Regions from separate parts of the Homo sapiens genome. Here all the other regions are linked to region 1. Evidence: read pairs that join two places in POLR2A ChIA-PET (ENCODE). Cell type or tissue: MCF 10A. All regions are shown on one strand. Links, peaks and the distances in the headings refer to the core of each region. The heading gives the core; the rest is flanking DNA. Region 1 overlaps MAP3K8 (mitogen-activated protein kinase kinase kinase 8). Region 2 holds the start of LOC105376478 (a long non-coding RNA gene). Region 3 has its middle 73 kb from the start of MAP3K8.

What was found. ChIA-PET counts read pairs that join two places held together with the same protein. Peaks named below come from ENCODE experiments on the same cell type or tissue, not always from the same donor. Only the 100,000 strongest peaks of a DNase experiment are listed, where the experiment ranks them.
Region 2: POLR2A ChIA-PET joins it to region 1 with 5 read pairs; 15 of 35 experiments call an interaction of 5 or more read pairs at or near these places.
Region 3: POLR2A ChIA-PET joins it to region 1 with 5 read pairs; 10 of 35 experiments call an interaction of 5 or more read pairs at or near these places.

The regions. Positions count from the first base shown.
Region 1 is chr10:30,449,679-30,460,721 of GRCh38, forward strand. It overlaps MAP3K8 (mitogen-activated protein kinase kinase kinase 8), which reads left to right. Exons shown (of 9, transcript NM_005204.4): 5 at 580-841; 6 at 1,960-2,066; 7 at 8,406-8,558; 8 at 9,577-9,823; 9 at 11,028-11,043. Among named protein-coding and RNA genes, the nearest start is that of MAP3K8, 21 kb to the left of the region's middle. In MCF 10A, for the core only: no CTCF peak of the experiment used is centred there; a DNase peak (open chromatin) is centred at 5,263.
Region 2 is chr10:30,520,952-30,531,994 of GRCh38, forward strand. LOC105376478 (a long non-coding RNA gene) reads left to right here and starts at 8,712. Exons shown (of 2, transcript XR_007062102.1): 1 at 8,712-8,891. RefSeq lists enhancers at 8,619-8,768, 8,989-9,378. In MCF 10A, for the core only: no CTCF peak of the experiment used is centred there; no DNase peak of the experiment used is centred there.
Region 3 is chr10:30,501,508-30,512,550 of GRCh38, forward strand. No RefSeq gene overlaps it. Among named protein-coding and RNA genes, the nearest start is that of MAP3K8, 73 kb to the left of the region's middle. RefSeq lists an enhancer at 9,123-9,352. In MCF 10A, for the core only: no CTCF peak of the experiment used is centred there; a DNase peak (open chromatin) is centred at 9,244.

The DNA.
Region 1 (11,043 bases), core at 1,076-9,075:
TTTGTATTTTTTGTAGTAACGGGGTTTCGACATGTTGGCCAGGCTGGTCTCGAACTCCTAGCCTCAAGTGATCTGCCTGTGTTGGCCTCCCAAAGTGTTGGGATTACAGGCATGAGCCACCGCCCAGCCTCAGTGCTTATTTTAAATACATTGCTATAATAGAGTATGAACTGTGGCAACAAACACTTCATATTATCTCACAACCAACTGAAATATTGAAAATACAACCTAAACTCAAGGTACCATAGATACTGTTGTCTAATAGGTGGGAAATTATCTCTTTTTTGATTCATTCATAATTTTAAAACTTTGGATAGATTTCTGACTTCTAAATGAAAAGAGTAACTCATTATTTTGTTTTTTATTTTCTTGTTCTGAATTTTATACTTAAAGCTGACTAACATAGTTAAAGGCAGATCTGAGGTGAACATTATTGTAACTGGGCAGTCCATTTTCACACAGGGCAGAGTATTCTTGAGGGCATTTATTTGCCTTTTGTTTTTTGCATTGACCTATATTTTATATTTTTAAGATGACTTTGGGGTTATTTAGAATCTCGCTTGTATTTTTGTGTTCTAGATCCCAGTAGATCAATTTAAGCCATCTGATGTGGAAATCCAGGCTTGCTTCCGGCACGAGAACATCGCAGAGCTGTATGGCGCAGTCCTGTGGGGTGAAACTGTCCATCTCTTTATGGAAGCAGGCGAGGGAGGGTCTGTTCTGGAGAAACTGGAGAGCTGTGGACCAATGAGAGAATTTGAAATTATTTGGGTGACAAAGCATGTTCTCAAGGGACTTGATTTTCTACACTCAAAGAAAGTGATCCATCATGATATTAAACGTAAGTATCTTTGGACATATACCTTTTTGGCTCAAAGAGACTAGTTATTCAGGAGACAAACAAGCTCCTTCCTGTAATCTGAAGACCCTCCATGGAGGGTGGAAAGCTCCCTCAGAGCACCGTCCGTCTTCCTTCTCCAGAGACATATCTTAGAATCATGCGGGGTTACTAGAGCTTTCAAAGTCATAAGGAAAGATTACTTTCAACAGTTGTTGAAAGGTTATAGCTACATACCTATTAGGTACTGCTCTGTTAAAAAGGCTTTTAAAATTGCAATTTAGGCTGGGCACGGTGGCTCACGCCTGTAATCTCAGCACTTTGGGATGCTGTGGCAAGTTGATCACCTGAAGTCAGGAATTGGAGACCAGCCTGGCCAATGTGGTGAAACCCCGTCTCTACTAAAAATACAAAAAAAAAAAAAAAATAGCTGGGCATGGTGGTGGGTGCTGGTAATCCCAGCTACTTGGGAGGCTGAGGCAGGGGAATCATTTGAATCTGGGAGGCGGAGGTTGCAGTGAGCTGAGATGGCGCCATTGCTCTCCCAGCCTGGGTGACAAGAGCAAAACTCCGTCTCAAAAAAAAAAAAAAAAAGCAATTTACTTAAAAACATACAAACACAGAGACAAGTATTTTTGAGAAACAAATACCTTTTTCATTTTTTATACCAATGTAACAATAATCCATTAAACACACCTTTACTAACTGTTTTCTAGGAGTCTGATATGATGAGGAAATAGGTAAACCTTTAATAGCCAGTACTAAATTAGAGTGGCACAACTTTCACTGGGAAAAAAGATGGGTATTTTACTTTTCTGTTTTAGAAAAGTGGCTTGACAACAGTATGCTTATGTCTTAGAGTTTGAAATTCAAGTTCTTGAACATTATTAATGGCTACAATCATTCATACCCACATTGGCTGTATTCTTGATGGATCCAAAGTGATTTTCACCTCAACTCTGAATTTCATTCTCCTCTTTTGAATATAATACAACCATCTCACTAGAGGAAGCATTTCAGTCTTTTCTGATTGGAGATTCATTATTGTTTTAGATAATGTTTTCATTTGACTTATGGGTATATAAAAAATTTTATCTTAAAAATATTTCCTCTCATTTTAGCTAGCAACATTGTTTTCATGTCCACAAAAGCTGTTTTGGTGGATTTTGGCCTAAGTGTTCAAATGACCGAAGATGTCTATTTTCCTAAGGACCTCCGAGGAACAGAGGTAATTATGTTCACATGAAAAGGGTTACTATTTTATTAAGAATAAAAAGGAAAAAATGTTCTAGAATTATTGTGGGAACGAAGGACAAAGAAGGGGAAGAAACCCACTGCATTAAATCATTATTTTCCTTGGAACACATTTAATGAGCACTTGCTCTGTGTCAAGTACTAAGTTTAGCACTTGATTTTTTATTGTATTTTTTGCTATGTTATTTATAATACATAATAGTATTTGTAATATAATATACATGTTGATATATATAATATAGAACATTTGTACACAATGTCATGTCAAAATAGATCACATTGGCCAGGTGTGGTGGCTAATGCCTGTAATCCCAGTGCTTTGGGAGGCTGGGGTGGGAGGATCAATTGAGCCCAGGACTTTGAGACAAGCTTAGGCATCATAGCAAGACCCCATCTCTATAAAAAAAAACTGGTTTAGGCTGGGCACGGTGGCTCAAACCTGTCATCCCAGCACTTTGGGAGGCTGAGATGGGCGGATCACCTGAGGTCGGGAGTTTGAGACAAGCCTGACCAACATGGAGAAACCCCGTCTCTACTAAAAATACAAAATTAACCAGGCGTGGTGGCGGGCACCTGTAATCCCAGCTACTCGGGAGGCTGAGGGAGGAGAATCATCTGAACTCAGGAGGCAGAGGTTGAGGTGAGCCGAGATCGTGCCATTGCACTCCAGCCTGGGCAACAAGAGTGAAACTCCATCTCAAAAAAAAAAAAAATTAGCTCAGTGTGGTGGTACACGCCTGTAGTCTCAGCTAGTTGGGAGGCTGAGGTAGGAGGATTGCTTGAGCCCAGGAGTTCAAGGCTGCAGTGAGCCATGGGCATTCCAGCCTGGATGACAGAACGAGATGTTGCTTCAAAAAAAAAAAAAGCCCCCCAAAATAGATCATATCCACAGTTCGGCTTTATTTTGTGTGTTTTTGTTTTTGTTTTTGAGACAGAGTCTTGCTCCATCGCCCAGGCTGTAGGACAGTGGCGCATGATCTCAGCTCACTGTAATCTCCACCTCCTGGGTTCAAGCGCTTCTTAGTCTCCTGAGTAGTTGAGATTACAGGCATGTGCCACCACATCCAGCTAATTTTTTTTTTTTTTCAGTAGAGATGCAGGTTTCACTATGTTGGCCAGGCTGGTCATGAACTGTTGGCCTCAAGTGATCCTCCCACCTCAGCCTCCCAAAGTGCTGGGACTACAGGTTTGAGCCCCCGTGTCTGGCCCACAGTTCAGCTTTAATAATAATTATAGAATTAGAGTTAACTTTATAATAAGTTTAGCACTTAAAAAGCAGTATGTTATTTAATCCTTACAACAACCCAGTTGTTGCTATTGTTATTCTTATTTTACAATCAAGGAAATAAGTTTGCAGAGATTAAAATAAAGTGTCCAGAGTCACTCAGTGACAGACCCTGGACTTGAACCCAGTTCTTTCTAAGTCTAACCCTAAGGTCTAACTGCTACATAACTTTAAAAAATTATAATATTACATACATTATTAAAATATATTAGTGATATAACTAATATCACTGAGTTTTGGCTCAATGACAGTCTTAACTATGGTCATTAATATTTATGAGGACTCTAAAGGCCTCTCTTTGAGCCTAGGAATTCTATAATAAACCTCAAGTAGTGAGCATAAATGTATCTTATTTAAAGATGTAAAACAGCACTCATGTTTAACTCATCTGTGAAGCAAAAAACGACCCAGAAAAGCCTTTCTTTCCTGACTCTAAATGAGATTCTGAAAAATGCGTTCGCGGGCTTCCAAGTAATGTATTTAACATTCACATCATTAGGCTGACTGGGTGATTCAATTAGCCAGTGTCCACTGGGCATCTGCTATGTGGCAGGTTCTTGTGAGCACCAACGAGGAAGCATGACACAAGGCAGTGAGGAGCAAGCCTTAGTGGTACTCCAGCGATCCTCACTCTTTGGTGGGAGGACTTACTTTAAATTACCTGAATTATTAAAAGAGCAACCGTTTAGGGATGGGCGTGGTGTTCTCACACCTGTAATCCCAACCGTTCGAAAGGCCAAGGAGGTGGGGGTGGTTTGCTTGAGCCTGGGGGTTCGAGACCAGCCTGAGCAATAGAGTCAGACCTCATCTCTTTTGAAAAAAAAAAAGAAAAAAAGAAGGAAGGGAGGGAGGGAGAGAGAGAAGGAAGGAAGGAAGGAAGGAAGGAAGGAAGGAAGGAAGGAGAAAGAAAAAGGAAGGAAGGAAAGAAAAAGAAGGAAAGAAAGAAAGAAAGCATGCACAACAGTTTAGTTCACAGTTGATTGTGATGGGCACAAGGTTGGATGCAAGCAGGAAGGTAAATGGGTGTAAAAGCTGCCTCCTTGGCCCCTCACCACTACCGGGGGAAGCTGCACTGCCTGAGCCACTCAGCCCCATGCCCTTCTCTTTGCTGGAAGTGCCCATAGGAAATAGAGAGAGGGTCTTTGGCTGCACCTCTATGTCAGGATTACCAGGTCAGTCTTGGTGTTCAATCAGATGACAACCCTTAGTCTAGTCTAGCTAGTATACGTGTTGCACTGAACTGGATTGCAGCCACAAAAAAATTGTCTTCCTTTCAAACCAGATTCTTCCAGCCTGGGCAACATAGTGAGACCCCATCGCTACAAAAAGTAAACAAACAAACAAACAAAAACTTTACTTTTTGTAAAAATGGCATGGTGGTGCATGTCTGTAGTCCCAGCTACTCAAGAGACTGAGGTGGGAGGATTGCTTGAGCCCAGGATGAGGCTGCAGTGAGCTGTGATTATGCCACTGCACCCATAGCCTGGAAAATAGAACAAGACCTTGTCCTAAAAAAAAAAAAAACGCCAAGATTCTGTAAGTCCTTTCTCAACTCTCTCAAAGCCAGCACTCTCCCGGGCAGCAGAAGAAATCCTTGCTTTTGTGAATATTACTGAAGTTATTATTGAAAATGCTCGAGCGAGGATTCTTGACGGTTGTCTTTGAGCAGAACAATATTCAGAAGGGAAGCTGTACTTTTTTTTTTTTTTTAAGAATGCTTAGTCCCCAGATCTTAAGAATACTTTACCAAAGTGTGAGGTCTAATAAGACTTAATGCTTACGACATGTTTTCTTTGGAAAATGTTTCAGCATATTTGGCATTAGTCAGGAGTTCAGATATGTAATATTCCACCACCCTTTTTCCTGGAACCAGTTTGAAAAACAAACTATTTATGGTATTAAAGATGGAAAATACTTTTCTCTTCCTGGCAATGTGGTGAAGTTGAACATTTTGCAACATTGGAGAAAGAAGTGTTCTTTCTGGGGCTGTCTAGCGGAATGCATGGATATGAGATAATAACATATTTTACTCCTGAGTAGTATTTGGATCAGGTTTTTTTTGGCAAATGCAAATTGCTTTTTGTGAAGTGCAAAACTGTGCCTTGGTGTTTATAAATATAAACTCTCTTCTAATCAGCCTGCATTTAATATCTGCCTAGTACACACGAGTTGAAGTTTGATAATGAACAAAGTTGTGAAGTGACCAGTGAAACCTTTCAACAAGCTTGCTTTTACCCTTCCTACTTAAAGAGCCAGGAGATCTAATTAGTCAACTGTGCAGACTGGCTGATGTTAGAATTTGATCATGTGGCTACTGCACAGTCATAGACAATTTCTGATTTCTGCAGTATAGCTCCCAAATGCAAACCCTGGTTACCCCTGTTTGATTGCTCTCTCTAAGCATTGGTATTCAGAGCATTCTATTGTAACCATGTAATACACATCCAGGGTTAATCCAGCATATACAGAATAGACTGTTTTTGAGTTGCAAGGTACAGAGAGAGAATACATAGTGAATGCGAATAACAAATCAGAATTACTTTTAGAACTTGGTCCTTTTTGAAAAATCCTTCTAAGTCTGCTTGGTTTTACCTTTGTAAGTTAACATATAGTCATCACATGCACATATACGCACACACACGGTCTCTTTCCCTTTCTAATAAACATATTGAAAGGTGAAGGGTTCGATCGCTGACATCAAGGTTTTCTCTTGCTCCAGTGCCCTGCCCCGAGGGTGCAGAACTCTCAGAGAGCCCTGTGTTGGTCCCACCAGGGCTGTTTCATGCCTTCTAATCAGCCAGAGTGCTCGAACATTATGCCCTGCTGCTCCCTGATCTAACTGGTAGTTGGTAGAGCTTGAGGAACAAGAGCTCCGAGCCAGGAAGCTCTGGGGTTTCTACCTGAGTGGCAGCACCCAGGCCACCAGGCTTACAGATGTTCCATCCCCCCAGGCTGCCTAGGCGTGCAGTCACATAGAACCTGCAGAGCCACCTCTGCACAACCCCTGTGGGCTACACCAGCAGTGGGCACTCCGCCCAATCCTTGCTTTATTGGCAGGGAGGAGGGGGTACAGGAGAGAAGATAGGCATCCTCTATGGACAGTTAATAATACCCATTGCATTTCTTTTTCTTTTTTATTTGATTGTGGTAAGAACACTTAGCATGAACTCTACCCTCTCAACACATTTTTAAGTATACAATACACTATTGTTGACTATAGGTACAATGTTGTGCATTAATTTTTTAAGTTTGTGATATATTTAGTAGCAAAGTCCTTCTGGAAAGTCCTCTGGCTCTGCTGCAGGGAAAGCTTGAGAACGGGAGCTCAGTTTCACCTGTTTGCTGAGAGCAAAAGGAAGCTGGCCCGGAAGTGGCTTGCAGGAAGGAGTTGAGCAGGGTTAGGGTGGGGAGACTGGGCAGTTTCTCTGGTTTTTGTAAGCTAGTTCTCTAATTACTTACCCTGAAATGTGTTCCGGAAACACTGACCTCCATTCTCTTATTCACATGGCAGACAGTGTACAAGCTGTTTCAAGCGAAATACTGATAATCAGGATATTAACTACTATATGTCTGCACCAGCCATGAATACAAATCACTGGTCACCAGTGTTTGCTCTGTTCCTTTTTAAAAAAATGTTTAATTAAATTAGGTAACTAATTAATTTGTAAAGATGGGGGGTCTCCATCTTGTCCAGACTAGTCTCAAACTCCTGGGCTCAAGCAATCTTCCTGCCTCGGCCTTCCAAAGTGCTGAGATTCAGTGGCTCACGCCTGTAATCCCCACACTTTGGGAGGCCGAGGCAGGTGGATCACGAGGTCAGGAGTTCGAGACCAGCCTGGCCAACATGGTGAAACCCCATCTCTACTAAAAATACAAAAATTAGCCAGGCGTGGTAGCACATGCCTGTAATCCCAGCTAGTTGGGAGGCCGAAGCAGGAGAATAGCTTGAACCCGGGAGGCAGAGGTTGCAGTGAACCGAGATCGCACCATTGCATTCCAGCCTGGGTGACAGAGGGAGACCCCATCTCGAAAAAAAAAAAAAGCCAAAGTGCTGAGATTATAGACATGAGCCACCATGCCCCACCTCTCTTTGTTTCTTTCTTAAGTTTAGAAATAAATGCTCGTTAGAGAAACTATTTATAAAACCAGCCCTGTTTATTCAGCATGGACTCATGAGACCAAATATAACTTATACAATGTTAATATGGCTGCATTTAATATTTAGTCACTGGGCTACATAGTAGGTAAAAATAACAGATAGTTTGTAAAAATGACTCTTTAGAATCACTTCTACAATATTACACTTTATTTTTTAAGTTTTTCCCTTTCAAGAAATTTGTGTTAATACCCTATAGACTTCTATCACCTTTTATCATTGCAGATATTTAGAAGGTTAGCAGTGTAATGACAAACAGATAAAGAAGTCTGTTTGTAGTTCATTTAAATATAAAAGGAATTGGCGTTTTAGTTGAAAACTTAGCTACACCTGATCAGTGTACTGCAGAACTTTGATGAGTGGGAGTCCCTGATAGATTCCTGGTTCTAGGCTCTTTGCCACCAGATCAACCAGAAAAAGGTGGTGTTTTGTTTTGTTTTGTTTTGTTTTTTGAGACTGAGTCTCGCTCTGTCTCCCAGGCTGGAGTGCAGTGGTGCGATCTCGGCTCACAGCAGCCTCCGCCTTCCGAGCTCAAGCGATTCTCCTTGCCTCAGCCTCCCAAGTAGATGGGATTACAGGTGCCCATCACCATGCCCAGCTGATTTTTGTATTTTTAGTAGAGACCAGGCTGGTTTTGAACTCCTGATCCGCCCACCTCAGCTGGGATTATAGGTGTGAGCCACCGCGCCCGGCCAGGTGTTCTTCATCAGACTGCAGGGACACCTCCAGCAATTGCTGCATGGTTCCTGGGGAATGCCTGCATTATTCTCCTAGTTTAAGGCAAATGAGCCAATTTCCAGAACTGGATTAGGGAAATGGAAACCCACACAAAGGAGGGGAATGAAGCTGAATGTTTCCCACTTCTTTTTCAGATTTACATGAGCCCAGAGGTCATCCTGTGCAGGGGCCATTCAACCAAAGCAGACATCTACAGCCTGGGGGCCACGCTCATCCACATGCAGACGGGCACCCCACCCTGGGTGAAGCGCTACCCTCGCTCAGCCTATCCCTCCTACCTGTACATAGTAAGTGGGGTTCAACCAGGGCTGGGGGCGGCGGGGGGGGGCGTTGAGTTATGCATCCCGCAGGCTTGGGAGGGACTGCTCTGCCTTCTATACCACCCCCATCTGAATGAGGCAATGGTGAAATGACAGGTAGCTACAAGTTCTTCCCATGTAGAAGCAAGCTCCATTCTTGCAAAGAAAACATAGCTATTTTAGTGGGAGCTTACTAAAATGTGCATTGGGCATAATTTATGCTATTCCATTGTATGTGTAATAATGCAACACTACTTAGTAGCATCAGAGTAGCATAAATATTTCAGCAAAGGAAGTTGTATGTGTTCTTTGAACAGTTAAAACATTTTTTATTATTAATGTTCACACCAGTGTGGCTTGTAGTGGAACATGCAATTCCCATTTTACTGTTGATAAATTCAGGAGCAGACACTTCCCTGTTACTGCACAGTGACTTTTGGGACACTGATTTGAAGCTGTCACTGACATTCAAACCTATCACTTATCTTTTGTAACATTAAATCAGAAGATGGGTTTAACCTGGTATCCTTTAGAAATTAAAGTGGGCCAAGCACGGTGGCTCACGCCTGTAATCTCAGCACTTTAGAAAGCCAAAACAAAAGGATCTCTTGAGCCCAGAAATTCAAGACCAGCCTGGGCAACAAAGCAAGACCCCATCGCTACAAAAAATTAAAAAAATTAGCTAGGTGTGGTGGTGTATGCCCTGTGGTCCCAGTTGCATGGGAGGCTGAGGTGAGAGGATCACTTGAGCCCAGGAGTTCGAGGCTACGGTGAGTTGTGTTGGTGCCACTGTACTCCAGCCTGGATGACAGAGCAAAGACCCTGTCTCAAAAGGAAAAGAAAAAAGAAATTAAAGGGAAGCTTGCTTGCTTAAGGGCTGAACTGCATTCGTTGCAGGGCATGTGGTGGAAAACGGATTACTTTCTAGGTCCTGGTACTAGCATGCTTTTGCTGTTGAGGGTGTATCACCATACCTTTGATGCTAAGAGAGCTGGTTTGTTGATAGATCCACAAGCAAGCACCTCCACTGGAAGACATTGCAGATGACTGCAGTCCAGGGATGAGAGAGCTGATAGAAGCTTCCCTGGAGAGAAACCCCAATCACCGCCCAAGAGCCGCAGACCTACTAAAACATGAGGCCCTGAACCCGCCCAGAGAGGATCAGCCACGCTGTCAGAGTCTGGACTCTGCCCTCTTGGAGCGCAAGAGGCTGCTGAGTAGGAAGGAGCTGGAACTTCCTGAGAACATTGCTGGTAGGGACACCCTGCTGTGTGCCGCACACTTACTTCCCTTCTCTTTCTGTCCACATCAAACCTCTGATGTAGTTCATGAAAGCACTTGGAAAAAAAGGAAATGACTTCTTGAGTACCATACCTTGCTTGAGAAATTTCAGCAAGATTAGCAGAAGCATGTTTTTTTTTTTAAATTGGCTAATTTAGCACCAAATTATAACAGATTTTCAGTGCAAGTGTAGGTAGCACAGTCACTGGAAAATGCTTCTGACTTGCTTTTTTGCAACTTGCTTTTTTACAACTTTTGTCTTTGAAAACAGATTGAGCATGACAGCTTTGCAGTTGGTTCTTCTTAACTCACTTTTTTTTTCTTTTTTTTTGAGATGGAGTCTTGCTCTGTTGCCGAGGCTGGAGTGCAGTGGCATGATCTTGGGTCACTGCAACCTCTGCCTCCCGGTTTCAAGTGATTCTCATGCCTCAGCCTCCTGAGTAGCTGGGATTACAGGTGCCCACCACCACGTCTGGCTAATTTTTGTATTTTTAGTAGAGATGGGGTTTCACCGTGTTGGCCAGGCTGGTCTCGAACTCCTGACCTCAGGCAATCCACCTGCCTTGGCCTCCCAAAGTGTGGGGATTACAGGCGTGAGCAACCATGCCCAGCCTAACTCATTTATATTAAGCCACCCCAGTCCTTGGTGGGGGAACATCATGGCACTGCCCTGCACAGATAAAATACTCAGTTTGAAGTCAACTTGCATTTCCATCTTCCTTGGCTTAAAATCTTGCCAGTTGTAAATTTTTCCCACTTAGGAAAGTCAGTATGCTTTCCAGGAGCATTGAATATGCATAAAGAGGGATTTCCATTTTTATTAAAAGTCTGTGGCATTCTTAATCCATTTAGGTCCAAACCGAGATGTCAAGCCTGGTGCGCTTGTTTATATTTCTTTGCTGCTTGTCTAACTTTTGTGTATTTAAAGAGAGCAATCTGGCTGTTGGAAAAATATGCCAGGATTTCTAACTAATTTCTTGTCTCCATTGACTCCTGTTTGAACTTTTTGTTCTATGTCATATTATGTGAACTTAGCCATAGTGTTCAAAGACCCATCTTTCACGCTTAAGACACTGTTTTATTAGGCCCCAAAGATTTATTTCACTGCAGAAGGAACAGGTATTTATCATTTGACACGTTTTCTTGTTACTTACTTTGTAATGTTTTCCTTTTCAGATTCTTCGTGCACAGG
Region 2 (11,043 bases), core at 1,709-9,708, 72 kb after region 1:
ATCTTGCTCTGTCGCCCAGGCTGGAGTTCAGTGGTGCAATCTTGGCTCACTGCAGCCTCTGCTTCCCAGGTTCAAGAGACTCTCCTGCCTCAGCCTCCTGAGTAGCTGGGATTACAGGCATGCACCACCACATCCAGCTAATTTTTTTTTTTTGAGATGGAGTCTTGCTCTGTCGCCCAGGCTGGAGTGCAGTGGCACGATCTCTGCTCACTGCAAGCTCCGCCTCCCAGGTTCACACCATTCTCCCGCCTCAGCCTCCCGAGTAGCTGGGACTACAGGCGCCCGCCACCAGCCCAGCTAAATTTTGTATTTTTTTAGTAGAGTTGGGGTTTCACCGTGTTAGCTGGGATGGTCTCGATCTCCTGACGTCATGATCCACCCGCCTTGGCCTCCCAAAGTGCTGGGATTACGGGCTTGAGCCACTGTGCCTGGCCATTTGTTGTATTTTTAGTAGAGATGGGGGGTTTCCTCATGTTGGCCAGGCTGGTCTTGAACTCCTGACCTAATGATCCACCCACCTTGGCCTCCCAAAGTGCTGGAATTACAGGCATGAGCCACCATGCCTTGCCTACAGATGAATTGTTAAACAAAATGTGGTATATACATAAATGGAACATTATTCAGCCTTAAAAAGAATGGAAATCCTGACATATGCTACAACATGGATAAACCTTGACATTATGCTAGGTGAAATAAGCTACTCACAAAAAGATAAATGCCATATAATTCTATTTATGTAAGGCACTACAGGTGTCAGATTAATAGAGGGAGGCAGAAAGTACAATGGTGGTCACCAAGGGCTGGGGAGGAGGGGACATGGGTCAGGGAGCTTATTGTTTAATGGGTACAGAGTTTCTGTTCTGCAAGATGCAAAGAGTTCTGGAGATGGATGGTGGCGATGGCTGCACAACATGAATGTTCTTAATAGCATTGAACTGTACACTTAACAATGGTTAAGAAAGGGTCTTGCCCTGTTACCCAGGCTGGAGTGCAGTAGCCCTATCATAGCTCACTACAGCCCCAAACTCCTGGGCTCAAGTGATCCTTAGCCTTCCAGTGGTCTTTGTTGTAGACAACCTGATGGATTCTCATGGCACAGAAGATTAATTAAACAATGTCTTTCAATTTTAATACGTTTCTGCAATCCAAAAAAAAAAAAATAGTTAGCATGGCAAGTTTGATGTTTGTTGCGGGAAGTCCGGGACCCCGAATGGAGGGACCGGCTGAAGCCATGGCAGAAGAACATAAATTGTGAAGATTTCATGGACGTTTATTAGTTCCCCAAATTAATACTTTTATAATTTCTTATGCCTGTCTTTACTTCAATCTCTGAACATAAATTGTGAAGATTTCATGGACATTTATCACTTCCCCAATCAATACTTGTGATTTCCTATGCCTGTCTTTACTTTAATCTCTTAATCCCGTCATCTTCATAAGCTGAGGATGAATGTCGCTTCAGGACCCTGTGATGATTGCGTTAACTACAGAAATTGTTTGTAGAGCATGTGTGTTTGAACAATATGAAATCTGGGCACCTTAAGAACAGGATAACAGCGATTTTCAGGGAACAAGGGAGATAACCTTAAAGTCTGGCTGCCTGTGGGCCAGGCAGGACAGAGCCATATTTCTCTTATTACCAAAAACGGGTAAGAGAAGTATCACTGAATTCTTTCCCCAGTAAGGAATATTAATAATTAACAGCCCTGGGAAAAGAATGCATTCCCGGGGGGGCCTCTCAAATGGCTGCCCTGAGAGTGTCTGCCTTATGCAGACGTAGGTAGGGATGAAACACGCCCTAGTCTCCTGCAGCGCCCCCAGGCTGGCTAGGATTAGGAAATTCCAGCCTGACAAATTCTAGTCAGACCGGTTCTCTGCTCTTGAACCCTGTTAAGATGTTTATCAATGACAATGCGTACACAGTGGGGCATGGAAGTTCATTAGTGATTCTAGTTTCACCCTGACCTTGTGATCTCGCCCTGACCTCCTGCCTTGTGATCTTTTGTTGCTCTGAAAGCATGTGATCTCTGTGACCCACATCCTATTCGTACACTCCCTCCCCTTTTGAAAATCACTAATAAAAACTTGCTGGTTTTGCAGCTTGTGGGGCATCACAGAACCTGCCAACATGTGATGTCTCCCCTGGACACCCAGCTTTAAAATTTCTCTCTTTTGTACTCTTTCCCTTTATTTCTCAGACTGGCCGACACTTAGGGAAAATAGAAAAGAACCTATGTGAAATATCGAGGGTGAATTTTTTTTTTTTTTGAGACAAAGTCTCACTCTGTCGCCCAGGCTGGGGTTCAGTGGCATGATCTCAGCTCACCACAACCTCCGCCTCCCAGGTTCAAGTGATTCTCCTGCCTCAGCCTCCTGAGTAGCTGGAATTACAGGCGCGCACCACCACCCCCAGATAATTTTTGTATTTTTAGTAGACACGGGGTTTCACCATGTCGTTCAGGCTGGTCTTGAACTCCTGATCTCAGATGATACACCCACCTCAGCCTCCCAAAGTGGTGGGAGTACAGGCATGAGCCACCGTGCCCGGCCACATGTGACTTTATAGTTCCTCCCAAGAAGCAGTGTATCCTTCTCTGCCCCCTAGTCCAACCCAGCCTAGATTAGCAGAGCCCCAAACCATCTGTGTAAATATGAGTGGTTGTAAATGATTCTTGTCTATAATCGCTGAGTTTTGGTGTCTGTAGTGTATTTCTCAGCAATAGCAAACAAATTTTTCTTTTTTTTCTTTGAGACAGAGTCTTGCTCTGTCGCCCAGGCTGGATTGCGGTAGTACAATCTCAGCTCACTGCTGACCACAGTGAGCTGAGTGCCACCACACCTGGCTAATTTTTGTACTTTTAGTAGAGACTGGGTTTCACCATGTTGGCCAGGCGGGTCTCAAACTCCTGACCTCAGGTGATCCACCTGCCTCGGCCTCCCAAAATGCTGGGATTATAGGTGTGAGCCACTGCGCCCGGCCTGCAATAGCAAAGAAATGTAAGTACAAACATACTTCAAATTTTAAAAGAGTTTCTAAGCTGGGCACAGTGGCTCACACCTGTAATCCCAGAACTTTGGGAGGCCGAGGTGGGTAGATCATGAGGTCAAGAGATTGAGACCATCCTGGCCAAACTGGTGAAACCCCATCTCTAGTAAAAATACAAAAATTAGCTGGGCATGGTGGTACATGCTTGTAGTCCCAGCTGCTCAGGAGTCTGAGGCAGGAGAATTGCTTGAACCTGGAAGGCGGAGGTTGCAGTGAGCCAAGATGGCACCACTGCACTCCAGCCTGGGCGACAGAGCGAGACTCCGTCTCAAAAAAAAAAAAATAAATAAATAAATAAATAAATAAATAAAAAATAAAAACCCCATAAAGAAGCAGTTTCTATAATGCCTATGTACATTTCAAATAATACTAACACTAATATTAATACAAATGCTAATAAAAGAATATAAATATTTTAACCCAACTTAAGTAATAAACATTACCAAATACCTTTTCCCATTCTTTTCCCAGAGCTAATTATGATCCTGATTTTGTTAATTACCTCTTTGCCTTTCATTAATTACTTCTTTGCCTTTCTTTATAATTTTGCCAATTTTTACTTATCTCTAAGTAATAAATACATTACTGAATATTGCTTATTTTTAAGCTTTATTGTACTATGTAAACTTGGTTTGGCACAAAATTATGTTTTTGAGATTTAACCACATTGATTGAGATACTCCCTTCCCCCCGCCATTTTTTCCTTACCTTATTGGTTGCAATTGATTATTAATATTTCACATGAATATTTTACCTAATCCAAAGTTAACTAATAAACTTTATTCTGCTCCCAAATCAAAGAACCTCAGAATGCTTTAACATCAATCTCTCCACTCACAGTTAACATACCATTGTTGTCCAGTAATGTTCAACTTCACACATATAATGTTCAACACAATATATGTTAACCATTATATTGGTTAACATAATCAGTGAATTTATATTTTCCCACATTTAGGCCAGGCATGGTGGCTCATGCCTGTAATCCCAGCACTTTGGGAGGCCGAGGTGGGTGGATCACCTGAGTTCAGGAGTTCAAGACCAGCCTGGCCAACATGGTGAAACCCCGTCTTTACTAAAAATACAAAAATAAGCTGGGCATGGTGGAGGGCACCTGTAATCCCAGCTACTCAGGAGGCTGAGGCAGGAGAATCACTTGAACCTGGGAGATGGAGATTGCAGTGAACCGAGATCACATCACTGCACTCCAGCCTGGGTAACAGATTAAGACTCAGTTTAAAAAAAAAAAAATAGCAGGGCACGGTGGCTCACACCTGTAATCCCAACACTTTGGGAGGCCAAGGTGGGTGGATCACCCGAGGTCAGGAGTTCGAGACCAGCCTGGCCAACATGGTGAAACCCCATCTCTACTAAAAAAAAAAAAAAAAAAAAATTAGCCGGGCGCGTTGGCAGGCGCCTGTAATCCCAGCTACTCAGGAGGCTGAGACAGGAGAATCACTTGTACCCTGGAGGCGGAGGTTGCAGTGAGCCGAGACTGCGCCATTGCACTCCAACCTGGGCAAGAAGAGCAAAACTCCATCTCAAAAGAAAAAATGTTCCCACATTTTATTTATTCACCAATCTTTCTTGTATCTCAGACTTCTCTGTGATCATTTCCTTTTATTGGGAATTGTATATTTTAGAGTTTTTGAGAGTCTGTTAATGGTAATTATTCTCAGTATTGCTTTTTCAAAAACAATCTTTCAAAAACATCTTCAAGATGTCACAATTTTACTTTTTTCTTTTAAGAATTGCCTTGTTTGGGCAGGCAGTTTCCTGTCAATACTCACTTTCTCACGGCACTAATATTGAAGATAATAATCTACAGTTTCCTGACTTTCACTTTTGCTGCTGAGTAATTAGCTGTTCATTTTATTTTCACTCCTTTGTAGATCATATGTCTTTTCTCTCTGGCTGTTTCTTTCCAGATGCTTCTTTTTTTTTTTGAGACAGAGTTTCATTCTTCTCACCCAGGCTGGAGTGCAGTGGTGCAATCTCAGCTCAAGGCAACCTCTGCCTTCTGGGTTCAAGAGATTCTCCTGCCTCAGCCTCCTGAGTAGCTGGGATTACAGGCGCCCGCCACCATGCCCGGCTAATTTTTGTATTTTTAGTAGAGACAGGGTTTCACCATGTTGGCCAGGCTGGTCTCAAACTCCCGACCTCAGATGATTCATCACCCTCAGCTTCCCAAAGTGCTGGGCTTACAGGCATGAGCCACAGTGCCTGGCCCCCGGATGCATTTAACAATTATTCTGCTTGGGATCTGTGGGAGTTGCTGAATGTATTACATCAATGATCTCTGTCCACCTCCCTGGTTCAAGGTTTTCTCCTGCCTCAGCCTCCCAAGTAGCTGGGACTACAGGTGCATGTCACCCCATCTGGCTAATTTTTGTATTTTTAGTAGAGACGGGGTTTCACCATGTTGGTCAGACTGGTCTCAAACTCCCATCCTTAAGTGATCAACCCCCCTCAGCCTCCCAAAGTGTTGGGATTATAGGTATAGGCCACCGCACCCTGCTTTCTTTGTTTTGATACAGGGTCTTGCTCTGTCACTCAGGCTGGAGGGCAGTGGCACAATCTCAGCTTCCTGCAGCCTCAACCTCTTGGCTCAAGCGATTCTCCTATCTCAGCCTCTTGAGTAGCTGGGACCACAGGCATGTGCCACCACACCTGGCTCGTTTTTGTATTTTTTGTTGAGATAGGGTTTCACTATGTTGCCCAGGCTAGACTTGAACTCCTGACTCAAAAAATCCTCCCACGTCCCAATGTGCTGGGATTATAAGCATGAGCCATCACACCTGGCCGTATCAATTCTCAAAATTCTGAGTCCTACCCTTGCTAATATTGCCTCTCACACACATTCTCTGCTACTGCTTTCCTGACTCAATGCATGCTGGGCCTTCTCTGCTATGTGTCTTAACCTCTTTATTACTTTCATTTTTTATTTTTATTTTTGGCACTGTAGGGTACATTTTGAGTAATTTATTCAAAAGTATCCTCCATCCCACTAATTTGGTCTTTAATTGTATCTAATCTGGTGTTTGCGTTTCGATTTTTAATTGTAGTCATTATCTTTTTATATGTTAGTTGTGTTAGTTGAAGTTTGGATTTAGTTCTATTGTTTTTTCTTTCTGTGCATTCTTCCTCATGATTTTTTTTTTTTTTTTTGAGACAAAAGTCTCGCTCTGTCAGCAGGCTGGAGTGCTGTGGTGTGATCTTACCTCACTGCAACCTCTGTCTCCCGGGTTCAAGTGATTCTCCTGCCTCAGCCTCCTGAGTACCTGGGACAACAGGAGCGTGCCACCAGACCCAGCTAATTTTTGTATTTTTAGTAGAGATGGGGTTTCACCATGTTGGCCAGGATGGTCTCGATCTCTTGATCTCATGATCTACCCGCCTTGGCCTCCCAAAGTGCTGGGATTACAGGTGTGAGCCACTGTGCCCAGCTGAGCTCATAGTATTTAGAACTCTACTCTGGGGATTATTTAATACTTAAGGCTTAGTTGGTTTGAGTGTACATTTTTCCAGAAAGTATTTGTGTTTGTGTCTGCTTGGCACTGCAGACATTATCAGCCAGATCCCTGTTGTCTCCTCTTGTGGCTTTCCAGGCTACGCAGACCCCATCAACATGAAGATTGTCCATGAATGCCCAGGGAGAACTGAAAGACATGACCCCAGAGCCAAAGCAGAAATAGAACCTGTCTCTTTGCCCTCTGCTTCAGTGAGGTCAATTTTTTTTTTTTTTTTTTTTATTGAGACAAAGTTTTACTCTGTTGCCTAGGCTGAAGTGCTGTGGGGCGATCTCAGCTCACTGCAACTTCCGCCTCCTGGGTTCAAACAATTCTCCTGCCTCAGCCTCCCCAGTAGCCGGGACTAGAGGCGCCCACCACCACTTCTGGCTAATTTTTACATTTTTAGCAGAGACAGGGTTTCAAGGGTGAGCCACCACACCCAGCCAGTGAGGTAGAATTTTTCTCACTTCACCGTTTCCTGGGTCTGGGCGCTGTGTGTGTGTGTGTGTGTGTGTTTGGGATGAGGAGTGTTCATTGATTTGACTTCTGTTCAAATGGAGCTCAAAGCTTATCTCCCGTGTCCATAAACAAGGCTGTTCAAACAGGTTAGGCCACCTGGGGTCGGAAGGTATTTTAAAGTATTTTAGGCATGTTCAAGACATTATACGGGGCCCCTGACAGCCATCAGATATGCAGAAACTTATGTACAAACACATCAAGTGAGACTTCACTGGATAAAAAGATTTCCAAAGCCATCTGGAGTTGGAAGGTATTTTAAAGTCGGCCACAGCATCATTGCAGGCTGGCCCCCTGAGCTTGTATTTCTGCTTTGTTCCACGCGAGCTTCCTACAACCTTATCCATTCATTTCAAAATATTGAACTTTGTATTTTTTCTAAAATTTTAAGGCTTTATAACAGAGTTTCAGGACGTCTAGTCTGCCATATTCCTAGAAGCAGAACTCTCACTTTATTTTATAATACACTGGAGTCTTGCAACGTGTCTTTCGCAGTGGAGGCCCTCACATGTGTGCTGGATGAATGTGTGACGGCTGCTTTTCACATGTTAATTCCATCTCTCCTGTCAGATACTCTTGCATTTCTTTCATGTCTGCCCTAGCGTCTAGCTTAGTGCTGTGCGCTTGTTAGGGGTTCATTATAGCACTTGTTGAATGAATACACAGGTCCTTGTCTTGTCTCTCTAGGGAGGGAGTTTTTATAATTGTTCTTGGAAGCCTGTTTTATATATTAGTCATCTTTACATTAAAAAGTGCCTGTGGGGCCAAGTGTGGTGGCTCACACCTGTAATCTCAGCCCTTTGTGGGGCTGAGGTAGGAAGGACACTTGAATCCAGGCGTTTGAGACCAGCCTGTATAACAAAGCAAAACCAAAATAAAATAATGATAATTATTACATATTATTTATCATTCTATAATAATAATTATTATTAGCCAGACTTGGTGGTGCGCACCTGTAGTCCCAGCTACTCAGGAGGCTGAGGCAGGAGGATCACTTGAGCCCAGGAATTCAAGGCTAATCATGCCACTGCACTTCAGCCTGGGCAATAGAGTGAGACCCTGTCTTTAAAAAAAAGTAAAGTTTTAAACCATTAAAAAATAATAATAAATAAAAAACACTCATGCAGTCTAATCAATGCCTCTTCCCCAGATGTTAACCTGTTTCCCTCCCTTTTGCCCTTTGTGAATATGGAGAACAGTTGCTTGACAATTTTCTCATTTAACAACAATTACGTTTTTAGATACCTAAATGATGTTAAGGCAGCTCTTTAAAACATTGCTTTGCTGAAGCAACCTCATTCTTCCAGTGGTAGAGAACATAATTCCGTATATTTGTGGGGGTGGTTGGGTGTGGAATGACCAAAGCTTTATTTCGGAAGTTCTCTGTCACTGAAAGTGCCCTGATAGAAATAAAGCACTTAATGAGGTCTTGGACAGGTGCTGCCCGCCCAGCATTCTTGCTGAAACTCTCCCTGTGCGTCACTGGCTCCTGGGCGCGATGTTTCAGGTAACTCGGGCAAAGCACGCATGCTGCTGTGGCTCTGTGGTCAGCCCATGACGAGAGCCTCGTCCACGTTCCGTGAAATCTGTGAGTGCTGCCCGAGTCGAGCTACCGTTGCTCACCACCGCCACTTCCTGTCTTCCTACCCAGCGCCGCGGCTCTCGGAGGCTGCCAGTGGCTGGGTGCGCCTGGCCTGAGTCCTCCACCCGAAGAAAATAAGGAACCTGGCCAGAGAGAGGCAAAAGGAAGAGTCTGCTCCTCATGTTCCTTCTTGCTGTGGTTTTACCCTCGCCACTTATTTCGTGGTCATTCATTGGTGAGTATTTGAGCAACGTTCATAACATGACTGGGGGCCCTTGACAGTGATCGGATGTGCGGAAACGTAGGTAAAAGCTCACTCAACAGTGAGCGAGACTTCACTGGATTAAAAAAATAGTCCATTTCCTTTTTTTTTTTAACTTTTACTTTCAGTTCAGGGGTACATGTGCAGGTTTGTTACATAGGTAAACTTGTGTCATGGGGTTTGCTGTACAGATGATTTCATCACCCAGGTATTAAGCCTAGTACCCATTAGTTATTTCTCCTGATCCTCTCCCTCCTTCCACCTTCCATCCTCTGATAGGAACCAGTGTATGTTGTTCCCCTCTATGTGCCCATATGTTCCCATCATTTAGCTCCCACTTATAAGCGAGAACATGCAGTATTTAATTTTCTCTTCCTGTGCTAGTTTGCTAAGGATGATGGCCTCCAGCTCCATCCATGTCTCTGCAAAAGACATGATCTCATTCTTTTTTATGGCTGCATGGTTGTCCGTGGTGTGTATGTACCACATTTTCTTTATCCAGTCTACCATTGATGGGCATTTAGTAGATTCCATGTCTTTGCTATTGTGAACAGTGCTGCAATCATATGAAAAAAGCTTAATATTACTGATCATTAGAGAAATGCAAATCAAAACCACAATGAGATACCATCTCACACCAGTCAGAGTGGCTATTATTAAAAAGTCAAAAAATAACAGATGCTGGCGAGGTTGCAGAGAAAAAGGAATGTTTTTACACTGTTGGCAGGAGAGCAAATTAATTCACTAGTTGTTGAAGACAGTGTGGCAATTCCTCAAAGGCCTAAAAACAGAAATATCATTTGACTCAGCAATCCCATTACTGGATATATACCTAACGGAATGTAAATTTTTCTATTATAAAGACACATGCACACATATTGGCCGGGCGTGATGGCTTACACCTCTAATCCCAGCACTTTGGGAGGCTGAGGCAGGCAGATCATTTGAGGTCAGGAGTTCGAGACCAGCCTGGCCAACATGGCTAAACCTCATCTCTACTAAAAATACAAAAATTAGTCAGGCATGGTGGTGCATGCCTGTTGTCTCAGCTACTCAGGAGGCTGAGGTGGGAGGATTGCTTGAACCCAGGAAACAGAGGTTGCAGTGAGCCGAGATCATGCCACTGCACTCCAGCCTGGGTGACAGAGTAAGACTCTGTCTCAAAAAAAAAAAAAAAAAAAAAGACACATGCATCTATGGTCCATTTACTTTTGCCTGTTCAATGAGATAACCAATTGTGCCACTAGCAAGAATGAAGCTAGTTCTTCTCAAATGCTCAGCTTTGTGCTTCGAAAATGAGAAGAGACACAGGCCCTGCCTCCCTGAGAACACCTCTTGACAAATGGATTTCTGAAAAGGAATTCATTCAGTTATTCAACACAGATGTTTACGTGCCAGATACTATTGTAGGCATTTGAGATACAGCAGTGACCAAAACAGACATCAATCCCTGCCCTGGTGAACATTCGTCCAAGTTGTGCACAAATACATTTTTATTAATGAAAGGAGGTTTTTCAACTCCCAGGGGGTGACTGTTACTTAAGGAAAGCTGACTGTGGATTCTTCTCTTCTTCTTTTTATTTATTTATTTATTTATTTGAGACAGAGTCTCACTCTGTTGCCCAGGCTAGAGTACAGTGGCACGATCTCAGCTCACTGCAGCCTCTGCCTCCTGGGTTCAAGTGATTCTCCTGCCTTAGCCTCCCAAGTGGCTGGGATTACAGGCATACGCCATCATACCAGGCTAATTTTTGTATTTTTAGTAGAAACAGGGTTTCACTATGTTGGCCAGCCTGGTCTCGAACTCCTGGCCTCAAGTGATCCACCCACCTCGGCCTCCCAAAGTGCTCGGATTACAGGCATGAGCCACTGCACCTGGCCGGATTCTTATCTTCTCTTAAGAAAAGACCCTTTCTGTGCCCATGCCAGGGGTCCCCTGGTGATGGGAGGCAGTAGAGGTTGCTGATCAGTGGCCATGGAGGACCAGGTGACCAAAAGCTGGGAGGCAAGAAGGCAGTAGGGTGCAGGACTGAGGCTCCAATCCTGGTGCACGTTCCATTGTCCCGCTGGACTTCGCTTACAAAACACAAATTCAAGGTTGGGCATGGTGGCTTGCGCCTATAGT
Region 3 (11,043 bases), core at 1,743-9,742, 52 kb after region 1:
TAGATGAAAAGAGAAAAATAAATTCCTATCAATTATTTTTTTCTAAAGCATTGTTTAACAAGTATTGTTTGGGGAAAGGAAAAGTAAAAGAAGTCAGTATTTCATTTTTTTGCAGCAGGTGACCATATAAACCATAGCCTATGTAGTGAAACCCTCTTCTGTGATTTTTATTTTTTTATTTTTTTGAGACAGGGTCTTTCTCCTGTCACCCAGCAAGAGTGCAGTGGCACGATCACGACTCATTGCAACTTCAGCCTCCTGGGCTCAAGCGATCCTCCAGCCTCAGTTTTTGATTTTTTGTAGAGTCAGGGTCTCACTATGTTGCCCAGGATGGTCTCAAACTCCTGGGCTCACATGATCCTTCTACTCAGCTTCCCAAATTGCTGGGATTATAGGCTTGAACCATTGTGCCCAGCTTCTTCTGTGATTTTTCTAATACTATATTTTGACTCCTAGGAGGTGGCATTCATTGGCATTAAGCATTTTTTGGAGGCTTTTCACATTTATTTAGCATCAATAGAAATAAAGCAACATGCAGAATATATGCAGAATATACCCAGATGCTTCTTCCAAAGACAGAAAACTTGTCCACACTTAGGTTCATTGACTTTTTTTCCCCTAAAGTAAAAAGTTTACTACCTTCCCATCATGTTTCTTAATGTTTTATTAAGACACTCTGTAGAGAAAAATAGCAATTGATAAGACTCTTTTAACAAAGATGTTATTATTTTTAGACTTTTTAAAGTAGGCATTCCAATTTGGCATAACTTTACCCAGCTACTCTTTCAAGAGGACTTGTGTTTATAATTTCGCATTTTGCCTAAGTAGAAAAACATCTCATTTCTTGTACTTAGGAAGTGGTTTCAGCAGCTGGAAAGACCTCAGGCTCAGAGTGTGATAAGCAGTCGTCGCAGAACCGGGCTTCTGACCACACAGCCTGAGGCTACCACGGATAGGAGGCACCACCCAGAAATGTCACATCTCAGTGGCTAAGGCTAAGCCATTTGAGAATTTGCATCAATCCACCCAAATGAATGATGAAAAGTGAAAGAAATCACACTACCTCATCTTTATGCATCAAACAATTTCTTATAAAGCCATTAGTTCTAACAGTTTTTCAGGTGGGGAAGGTAGGTCTCAAAACTCCCAGAAATTTAGTGAATTTCTTGTTTGTTGTAGTAGGTTCGTTTTTCTCAGTTTCTTTTTTATTTTTCTGATCCTGTAACACTTTCTTTGCATCCCTTTGCTTCTTCAGCCTTTGTGACGGGCATGCACTCTGGTGACGCACCCTGGGGACACTGTCTTTTCCCTTTAGTAGTCCCTACTGCTGCAGCCCTATGCGGTCAAACTCCTTCCAGAGGCATTTCCATTTGAATATCTGAATTAAGGTGAAGGTACAGCCACGTGGCTCTTCACCCAGCTGCCTCACACACTCCACTGGTTCTCTCCCACCTTGCTCAAGCTTCTTTCTCTTCTTTGCAGCTTTTTGCAAGGCTCAGCCAACATATTTTCACTCTTCATTCTATTCCTAAGCCATCTCACCTATTCCGGGGATCTCCATCTACATGCTAATCATGGCTATCAATCTACATGTTACATGCTACATGTGACAACCATGGCTATCAGTCTACATGCTTATGACTCTTACTTTTACATGTCTCAGCCAGATCTTCCTGCTAAGCCCATTCCCAGTAATTCTTTTTTTTTTTTCTTTTTTAGATTCAGAGGACACACATATGTGTTTTTGCAGGGTATATCATGTAACAGTGAAGATTGGGCTTCCAGGGTACTGATCAACCAAATTTTTTTTTTTTTGAGACAGAGTCTTGCTCTGTTGCCCAGGCTAGAGTACAGTGGTGTGATCTCGGCTCACTGCAACCTCCGCCTCCTAGGTTCAAGCGATTCTCCTGCCTCAGCCTCCCGAGTAGCTGGGATTACTGGCACACCCCACCACGCCTGGCTAATTTTTGTATTTTTAGTAGAGACAGGGTTTCACCATGTTGGCCAGGCTGGTCTCGAACTCCTGACCTTGTGATCCACCTGCCTTGGCCTCCCAAAGTGCTGGGATTACAGGTGTGAGCCACCGCACCCGGCCCCCTACCACCCAAATATTGAACATTGTACCCAACAGGTAAGTTTTCAACCCTCAACCCCCTCCTACCCACTCTTATTTTGGAGTCCCAGTGTCTACTACTTTTATCTTTATGTTTGTGTGTCCATAAGCTGCCCACCTGACATCACCTAAATGACTTTCAGACAACTCAAACTCCTTGCCGCAAAACTGAACAGCTTCATGTCTTTTGTTCTCAGGGATCTGTGCTCCTCACTGTATGTTTCATAAGCCTTGTCAGTAACTCATAACCATCCCCCAGGGCTGTAAGGAAGACAAGCGACCACCATCCCAGACAGCTGCTTTTTCTTCATCCTGTCCTCTAGTCTCGCTCAACACATGTTCTCAGCATCCTAGACAGTGCTCTTCTTAAACATTAATCTGAGACACCCTCCCGCAAAAAAGGTTTTGGAGGCTTCCCAGGGTTCCAAAGATAAGGTCCCAGGATGATGTAACTGACGAGGCCCTCCATGTACCCGCCTGTCTGTCCAGGCTCACGCTTTGGACTTTCCCTCATTGCTCACCCCGCTCCAGCCACAGTGACCTTGCATCAGTTGCTCACGTATTCCATAGTTTAAGAATTAAATTGTCTAGCCCTACTGGAAGCAAGAAAAAAAAAATTAAATCGTTCTTTATGGGTTCTAACAAAAAATAACAGTTCCCTAAACCACCCCCTTTTTCATTTTCTGCACACCAGGGGAAACTACTTTCAACAATTTTAACTGATTCTTTGGGTAACCTTTGCCTTATCACTAAATAACATAGTTATATTGCCACCTCTTTATTTTTCTGTTTGAGGCTTTATCTATGAATTTCTGTATATGAAAGATGAAAGTTTAGTTATCTTTTACAATATCAGCTCCCACCACATGTGTAGACACTTCTCATCTCCTTCCAACATAAATTACGTAGACACTTCTCATCTTCTTCCAACATAAACTTCAGGCCAGATGCAGTGGCTCATGCCTGTAAATCCCAGCATTTCTGGGAGGCCGAGGCAGGAGGATCACTTGAGTCCAGGAGTTTGAGACCAGCCTGGGCAACATAGCTAGACCCCAACTCTACAGAAAATACAAAAACAAATTAGCCGGGCATGGTGGCATGTACCTGCAGTCCCAGCTACTTGGGAGGCTGAGATTAGAGGATCGCTTGAGCCCAGGAGTTCAAGGCTGCAGTAAGCAGTGATCATGCCACTACCCTCCAGCCTGGGCAACAGAGTGAGATCCCCATCTCAGAAAAACAAAACATAACAAAAAGAAAAAGAATAAAAAAGTAATTAAAATATAACTTCAGTTAGATTAATGTTCAGTGTTTACATGATTGTTATGCTATTTAGAGCTAGGTCATGTAGTTCACTAGGCTTTTTCCTCCTTCTAGAGTTAACCATTGCGTCATTACCAGCTACTTGGGAGGTTGAAGTGAGAGGACTGCTTGAGCCCAGGAGTTCCAGACCAGCGTAGGCAACATAGCAAAACCCTGTCTCTAAAAACAAAACAGGCCAGGCATGGTGGCTCACGCCTGTAATCCCAGCACTTTGGGAGACCGAGGCAGGCAGATCACTTGAGGTCAGGAGTTTAAGATCAGCCTGGCCAACATGATGAAAGCCCATCTCTACTAAAAGTACAAAAATTAGCCGGGCGTGGTGGTGTGCATCTGTAATCCCAGCTACTCAGGAGGCTGAGGCAGCAGAATCGCTTGAACTCGGGAGGTGGAGGTTGTAGTGAGCCACGATCATGCCATTGCACCCCAGCCTGGGTGACAGAGTGAGACTCCATCTCAAAAAAAAAATTGATATGTGTTTAAATTTTATTTTCTATCAGTTTCATTTTAGGATAGTCAGGGAAGTATTTAGTATAAGGCTGAGAACCACTGCACTATACTATGTAGAATATGCTGTTTATCAGCACTTTGCCAGTAAATGATTACCCCTTATGCTAAGCTTTGATGAACACACACTTAATTCAGCAAATAATTATTCCTAATAATTTAATCTGTAGCCCAGGATCCTTGTTAATAGCTATGAAAAAGTAAGAGTTTCATATCCCTACAGTTCCTCATGTACTTTCTGTTCTTGTTCTTGTTTTTAAGCACAGACCGGAAAAAAATGTCACTTGTCATCTCTGCATATGGTGTTGGGTTGCCTGAATCCGAGAAGTACACAAAGGCCAGTGTGTATTGCTTGTACTTTGGTTAAGAGCTGGGTTTTGAGTGGGATAAACATGGTTTCAAAGGTTGATTCAGCTGATTAAACAAATGTAGTCCATCAAAATCTCACATGTAAAATGGGGATGATGGTGCCAATTCATAGGACGGCCAAGGGAAATCCATGAGATAACGCATTTTACATGCTCAGCAGGGGACTTTGCAGAGAAAGTACTCAATTGGACTGGGTGTTGCAGAAAAGCAATTCGCAACACGGACTCTGAAACGGACAGCCTGGGTTTGAATCCCCACTGCAGCACTTGTGGCTCTGTGGCTTGGGGAGTTCCTTACCCTCTCTGTGCTTTGATTTTACTCATGTGTCAGATGAAGATGATAATACAGCTGCCTCAAGGACTTGTCATGAGGATTAAATGAGGTGATATGTGTGAAACACTGGGAATATGCCTGACCTCACTAAAAAGTAGTTATTGCTGGGCGTGGTGGCTCACACCTACAATCCTAGAACTTTGAGAGGCCAAGGCAGGAGGATTGCTTGAGCCTAGGCATTGAAGACAAGCCTGGGAAAAATGGTGAAACTTCGACTCTACAAAAAATACAAAAATTAGCCAGGTATGGTGGTGAGTGCCTGTAGTCCCAGCCATTCTGGAGGCTGAAGTGGGAGAATCGCTTCAGCCCAGGAGGTTTGAGGCTGCAGTGAGTCACTCCAGCCTGGGTGACCAAGACAGACCCTGTCTGAAAAAAATAAATGAATAAAAAATAAAAATTAGTTATCAATGCTATAGAGGGGACACTCTCTCCAGATCATGCGTTCATTTCCTTGTTTGGGGGTTTAGGAAATGTGGTTGGAAATTTTATTCTGGTTCCTTTGAAGCAGAAGTGTTTCTAGTATATATGTTTTTGTTTAGTCATTACAGCTTTGCTCTTCAAAACAAACAAGACTTAGGCGATCACTTAAGAGCATACTTTTAAAATAAATTCGTGGTCAGCATCATCTAAACTTTAAGATAGAATCTAAGCTCCAAATCCTCATTAAATACTCATTGGCCTTTAAGATCCACCGGACATGAGGTCTGTCCTCAGCTGGTTCTATAGCTCAGGTGAACCACAGTCCGGCAGCAAATAATTGTTTACTAAGCTCAGGTGAGAAAAAAAAACTGTCTGGTTAGATTTTTTTTTTAGAACAACAACAACAACAACAACAAAACTGACTTTAGGCTGTTAATTTTCTGGGAAGGGGATTGCTTTCACATTCTGTTTTAAGGACACAGCAGAGTGACCCTCTAAGGGTTGGAAGCAAGAATCAATGATGGGAACAGGTCATGCCACACATAAACAAGGTTCATTATCCTTTGTAGACTTTCCCATGATGCCTCACTGCTTTAATTTTTCTCTACCTACCCCACAGTGTTCCTAGGCCTCTAGAATAAAAGACAAACATCTTAATTTCATTAGTTCCTTCCAGAAGGAAAAATGCATTGTATCTGCCTTTCTGAAATTGATAATTTTATTGTAGTTTTAAAAAGTATTTCTGAGTAAGCAGATTTTTCTGGCTTGTCTCTAAGAAAAAGCTAAAACTATTAAAAAATTACAATTTGGCAAAGATCCATGATTTGGAAAGCTGTGCATTTAGCACTTATTAAAAAATAGTTATGACTTTTTATGCTTATTTATTTATTTTTGAGACGGAGTCTCGCTCTGTCACCCAAGCTGTAATGTAGTGGCATGATCTTGGCTCTCTGCAACCTCCGCCTCCCAGGTTCAAGCAATTCTCCTGCCTCAGCCTCCCGAGTAGCTGGGACTACAGCCACGCACCACCACGCCTTGCTAATTTTTGTATTTTTAGTAGAGATGGAGTTTCACCATGTTGGCCAGTCTGGTCTCAAACTCCTGACCTCAGGTCTCCCAAAGTGCTGGGATTACAGGTATGAGCCACCGCTCCCGGCCTTATTTATTGGCCTTATTTATTTTATTTTATTTTATTTATTTATTTATTTTTGAGACAGGGTCTGGCTCTGTCACCTAGGTTGGAGTGCAGTGGCACAATCACCGCTCACTGCAGCCTTGACCTCTGTGGTCAAGCAATCCTCCTGCCTCAGCCTCCCAAGGAGCTGGGATTACAGGTATGAGCCACCACGCCTGGCTAAATTGTTTTATATTTTGTAGAGATGGAGTCTTGTTATGTTGCCCAGGCTGGTGTTGAACTCCTGGGCTGAAGCAATCCCCTTGCCTCAGCCTCCCAACATGTTGGGATTATAGACATGAGCCACTGTGCCGGCCTAATTATGACTTTTTAAAGAACTCACTTAGGTTAAATCTACAATATAGGAAATCATTCACTAGACTATCCTAAATCGTAAATTACTTTAAAATGTGTTTGCAATAGATATTTAATTGTTTAGAAATATATTTGAAGAACATGCAAAAGAATGCCGGGCGTGGTGGTGGGTGCCTATAATCCCAGGGGCTACTCTGGAGGCTGAGGAAGGAGAATCGCTTGAATCCAGGAGGTGGAGGTTGTAGTGAGCTGAGATCGTGCCACTGTACTCCAGCCTGAGTGACAGAGTGAGTGAGACTCCATCTCAAAAAACAAACAAACAAAAAAACATGCAAAAGGAATTCAAGGAAGCACCTTTTCATTGGCATAAATAAACACTTTTTTTCCATCGATTAAAAAAAATTAACACAGACATTGTTTTTCAGCATGCAGAAAGAATGCTTAATTTATAGAGTGACTTCAATATTTTGATCAAGAGGCCTCAAAATATAAGATTCAAGTAATATGATGGGTGATTTTTCAGAGTTTACAGGAGTGAAGATGCCAGGAACGGACAGCCCATTCCACTCTCATTTTCCTGGCACCAGTGGATTTGTGGAAGACAGAGTGAGGAAACAAGCTCTGGTGAATGTTTTCCTTGAAACTGTAGGAAATGTGATTTGATGGCTTGTATGTTTCTGCAAGGCTGCTCTTCACACAGACTTTCTCTATCTGACTTTGTATTAGATTTCAAACATCCAAACAGACCCTTTCCTCTGGCCTGGGGTGGACAGGGCCAGTCTAAGATAAGTGGCTTTAGTAATTCAGAGTTCTCTGTAGGATCTCTTATTTTCTCTCTCTCATTTTTTTTTTCAGACAAAGTCTCACTCTGTCGCCCAGGCTGGAGTGCAGTGGCTCGATCTCGGCTCACTGCAACCTCTGCCTCCCGGGTTCAAGCAATTCTCCTGCCTCAGCCTCCCGAGTAGCTGGGATTAGAGGCCCATGCCACCATGCTGAGCTAATATTTGTATTTTTAGTAGAGATGGGGTTTCACCGTATTGGCCAAGCTGGTCTCGAACTCCTGAGCCCAAGTGATCCACCTGCCTTGGCCTCCCAAAGTGCTGGAATTACAGGTATGAGCCACTGCGCCCGGCCGGATCTCTTATTTTCTCTAGAGCACGGTTCATCTTCTCAGACCTTAAGTTTATTACCAGAGTATGAAACGCTGGAACAGTCATCCATACAAGAACCCTTTAGATACCCACAAGTCATTTGCAGGGAGTTCAGTTGATATACTATTTACTCTTCTTAATGAAAAACTGCTCACTTTTTTTTTGATAGAGAGACACACAATAACTTACACTTCTACAGTGCTTTTTACTTTAATCTTCTTTGTGTATTGCAATTTGTATAGCCTGTATTAAAAGGAACATTGATCTTGAAGTAAGAGTTTGAAACTTTCCCCTTATTGTCAAATGTCTGAGAAATGTAGTTGGCTGTTCAGAACATTCGTTTCTTTCTATATAAGGTACGCACAATAATAACTCTTAGAGGACTATCAGGAAGTTTAAAGGGGTTTTGTACATTGCAAAACACCATTCATGTGTAAGTGGTTATTGTGAACATGGCTGGTGCTTGATAAAATATTTGTTGAGCCTCTTATGCAAGCTACCAGTAAGCTCCTACATTCAGTATTTCATGCTGCAATTTGACAGGGGTATCATGTGTAGACACTTTATCTGCTGGTGTGAGCTACAACGCCTAGGCTCAGGTCCTGGCTCTGTCACTAACTACTTGGGTGAGCCAGGACAAGTTAAGTTCTGTAAATGTGAAATAATAGCAGATGGGTTATTAATGTTTGCAAAGCCAACTTGCTTGGCCTTCGCTTGTTTAATTTGTGAAACACGGATTTAAAAATTGAGCCCAGGCACGGTGGCTCATGCCTGTAATCCCAGCACTTTGGGAGACTGAGGCGGGCAGATCACCTGAGGTCAGGAGTTCCAGACCAGCCTGGGCAACCAACATAGTGAATCCTCATCTCTACCAAAAATACAAAAATTAGCTGGGCATGGTAGCATGCGCCTATATTCCCAGCTAGTCGGGAGGGTGAGGCAGGAGAATCGCTTGAACCTGGGAAGCAGAGGTTGTGGTGAGCTGAGAGCTGAGGTTGTGCCACTGCACTCCAGCCTGGGTGATAGAGCAAGTCTCCTCGAAATAAAAAAACAACAACAAAAAAAACCATTGAATTTACTGATGAAGTGATATGATGTGTGGTATTTACGTCAAAATCACCCAGGAGATGGAATATGGGAAGTAGAGGGGGTGTAGGTAAAATGAGACCGTCCATGAATTCACAGCTGCTGAAGCCAGCGATCAGCACCTGTCAGTGAGTTCCATTCTCTCTGCTTCTGTATATTTCTGAAATCCCCATGATAAAAAGTTAAAACAGACAAACAACTAAGAGATGCCTTCAAAAGAATTCAAGATGTAACAATCTGAAAATTAGCTTCCGAAATCCCACTTGGTGTATTGGTGGATTCTTTTATTTTGTTTTTTATTTTTTGTTTGTTTGTTTTTTTAAAAAAACAAAGGAAAAAGCCCCTGGGTTACTTGAGACAGTGGGGGAAATATCAGCTCAAAGATTCTCAAGTGTAGCCGTTATCTGATTCACCCCTACTCCCTCAGCAAAGTTGGCCGCCTCTAGTGGACAGGGTATTCCCCGGTCCCATCCTGGGCTCCAGTGACTCATACACTAAATCAGAGTTTCACATCTAACTATTATGGGCATTGGTTACTAAGGCTGGAAGCCAAAAGCCTGCTTGAAATGAAGATTCCTTTCTAAAGGTCAAAACTTTCCTCCAGAAAATGTTCCTCTCCATCAGGAGGCCTTGGCATGATGTCACCTTAGATATGAACTTACGAGGGGACGTTTCCTAAAAGTACACTTATCTCTTTTGTGATATTCATGTTAGGGATGAAATCAGCCTATGTCATACACTGACTTGTTCACTTAAAGAAAATGCCAGATAAGCAGGGAATTCATCACAGTCTTGATCATTTAGACTGTCTGGATGGTCGACCGCTGTTTCACTTTACCTCTGCTTCATAGGAATTTGGAATAGGACTAAGGCTGCAGCCCTTGCTCTCAACACACTGACCAGATGCTAACTGGTCAGGACCTTTTCTCCCACAGACACTAAAAGAAGATTCAGAAATCTTCCATGCTCAGGGTGCCAGGCAACCATTGCCCATCAATAGAAGTTGGCAAGTGAAATGAAACCTAATCACCTGCCCCTGAAGCAGTCTTGCTTTCAAAGTTAAGAAAACTGAGGCTTAGAGAGGTTAAGAGGTTAAACAACTTTTCTCTAAAGTCATACCTGTCATGGCTGGGTTGAGTTTGAGGCCACTTTCTCTCTGAGCTCAAGCAAGCTAGAAATTCTATGTCCCAAATATGGAAATCAAGCCTTTGACAGAAATGTAATAAGGATAAGGTATATTTGCCCACACTTTTCATATCTTGAAATAACTCTGTGGGGGTAACTGTGGTATCTCTGACACAGGAGGAGAATGAAGTGCAGCCTAAGAGCATAGAATTGGTGAATGGTGGAGTTGCAAACCAAAGCCATTTTTCTTTTCTTTTTTTAACTTAAAAAAATTTTAAATTATTTTTAATAGAGATGGATTCTTACTATGTTGCCCAGGCTGGTCTGGAGCTCCTGGGCTCAGGCAGTCTCCCCACTTTGGCTTCCCAAAGTGCTGAGATTACCAGTATGAACAACTGCACCCAGCCAAAGCCCTCTTTCTCTATGCTCAAAAGCTATCTCTTCTTTTCTTTCCTTTTCTTTTCTTTTTTTTAGACAGAGTCTTACTCTGTTGCCCAGGCTGGAGTGCAGTGGCACAATCTCGGCTCACCATGACCTCCACCTCCTGGGTTCAAGCAATTCTCCTGACTTAGCCTCCTGAGTAGCTGGGATTATAGGCACGCACCACCACGCTCAGCTAATTTCTTGTATTTTTAGTGGAGATGAGGTTTTGCTGTGTTGGCCAGGCTGGTCTTGAACCCCTGACCTCAAGTGATCCACCTGCCTCAGCCTCCCAAAGTGCTGGGATTGTAGGCGTGAGCCACCATGCCCGGCCAAGCTACATTCTTTCTGTTTCACTGGAGAAAATGAGTAGACCCTTGATCCAGCAGAGATCATTCTTTCTCTCTCTCTCTCTTTTTTTTTTTTTTTTAATTTTTGTGAATCATGGCCCTGCACCATGGCTCACATCTGTAATCCCAGCACTTTGGGAGGCCAAGGCGGGCAGATCACTTGAGCTCAGGAGTTCAGGACCAGCCATGGTGAAACCCCATCTCTATAAAAAATACAAAAATTAGCCAAGTGTGATGGTGCATGTCTGTAATCCCAGCTACTTGGGAGGCTGAGGCAGGAGGATGGTTTGAGCCTCAGATGCAGAGGTTGCAGTGAGCTGAGATCGTGCCACTGCATTCCAGCCTGGGTGACAGAGACCCTGT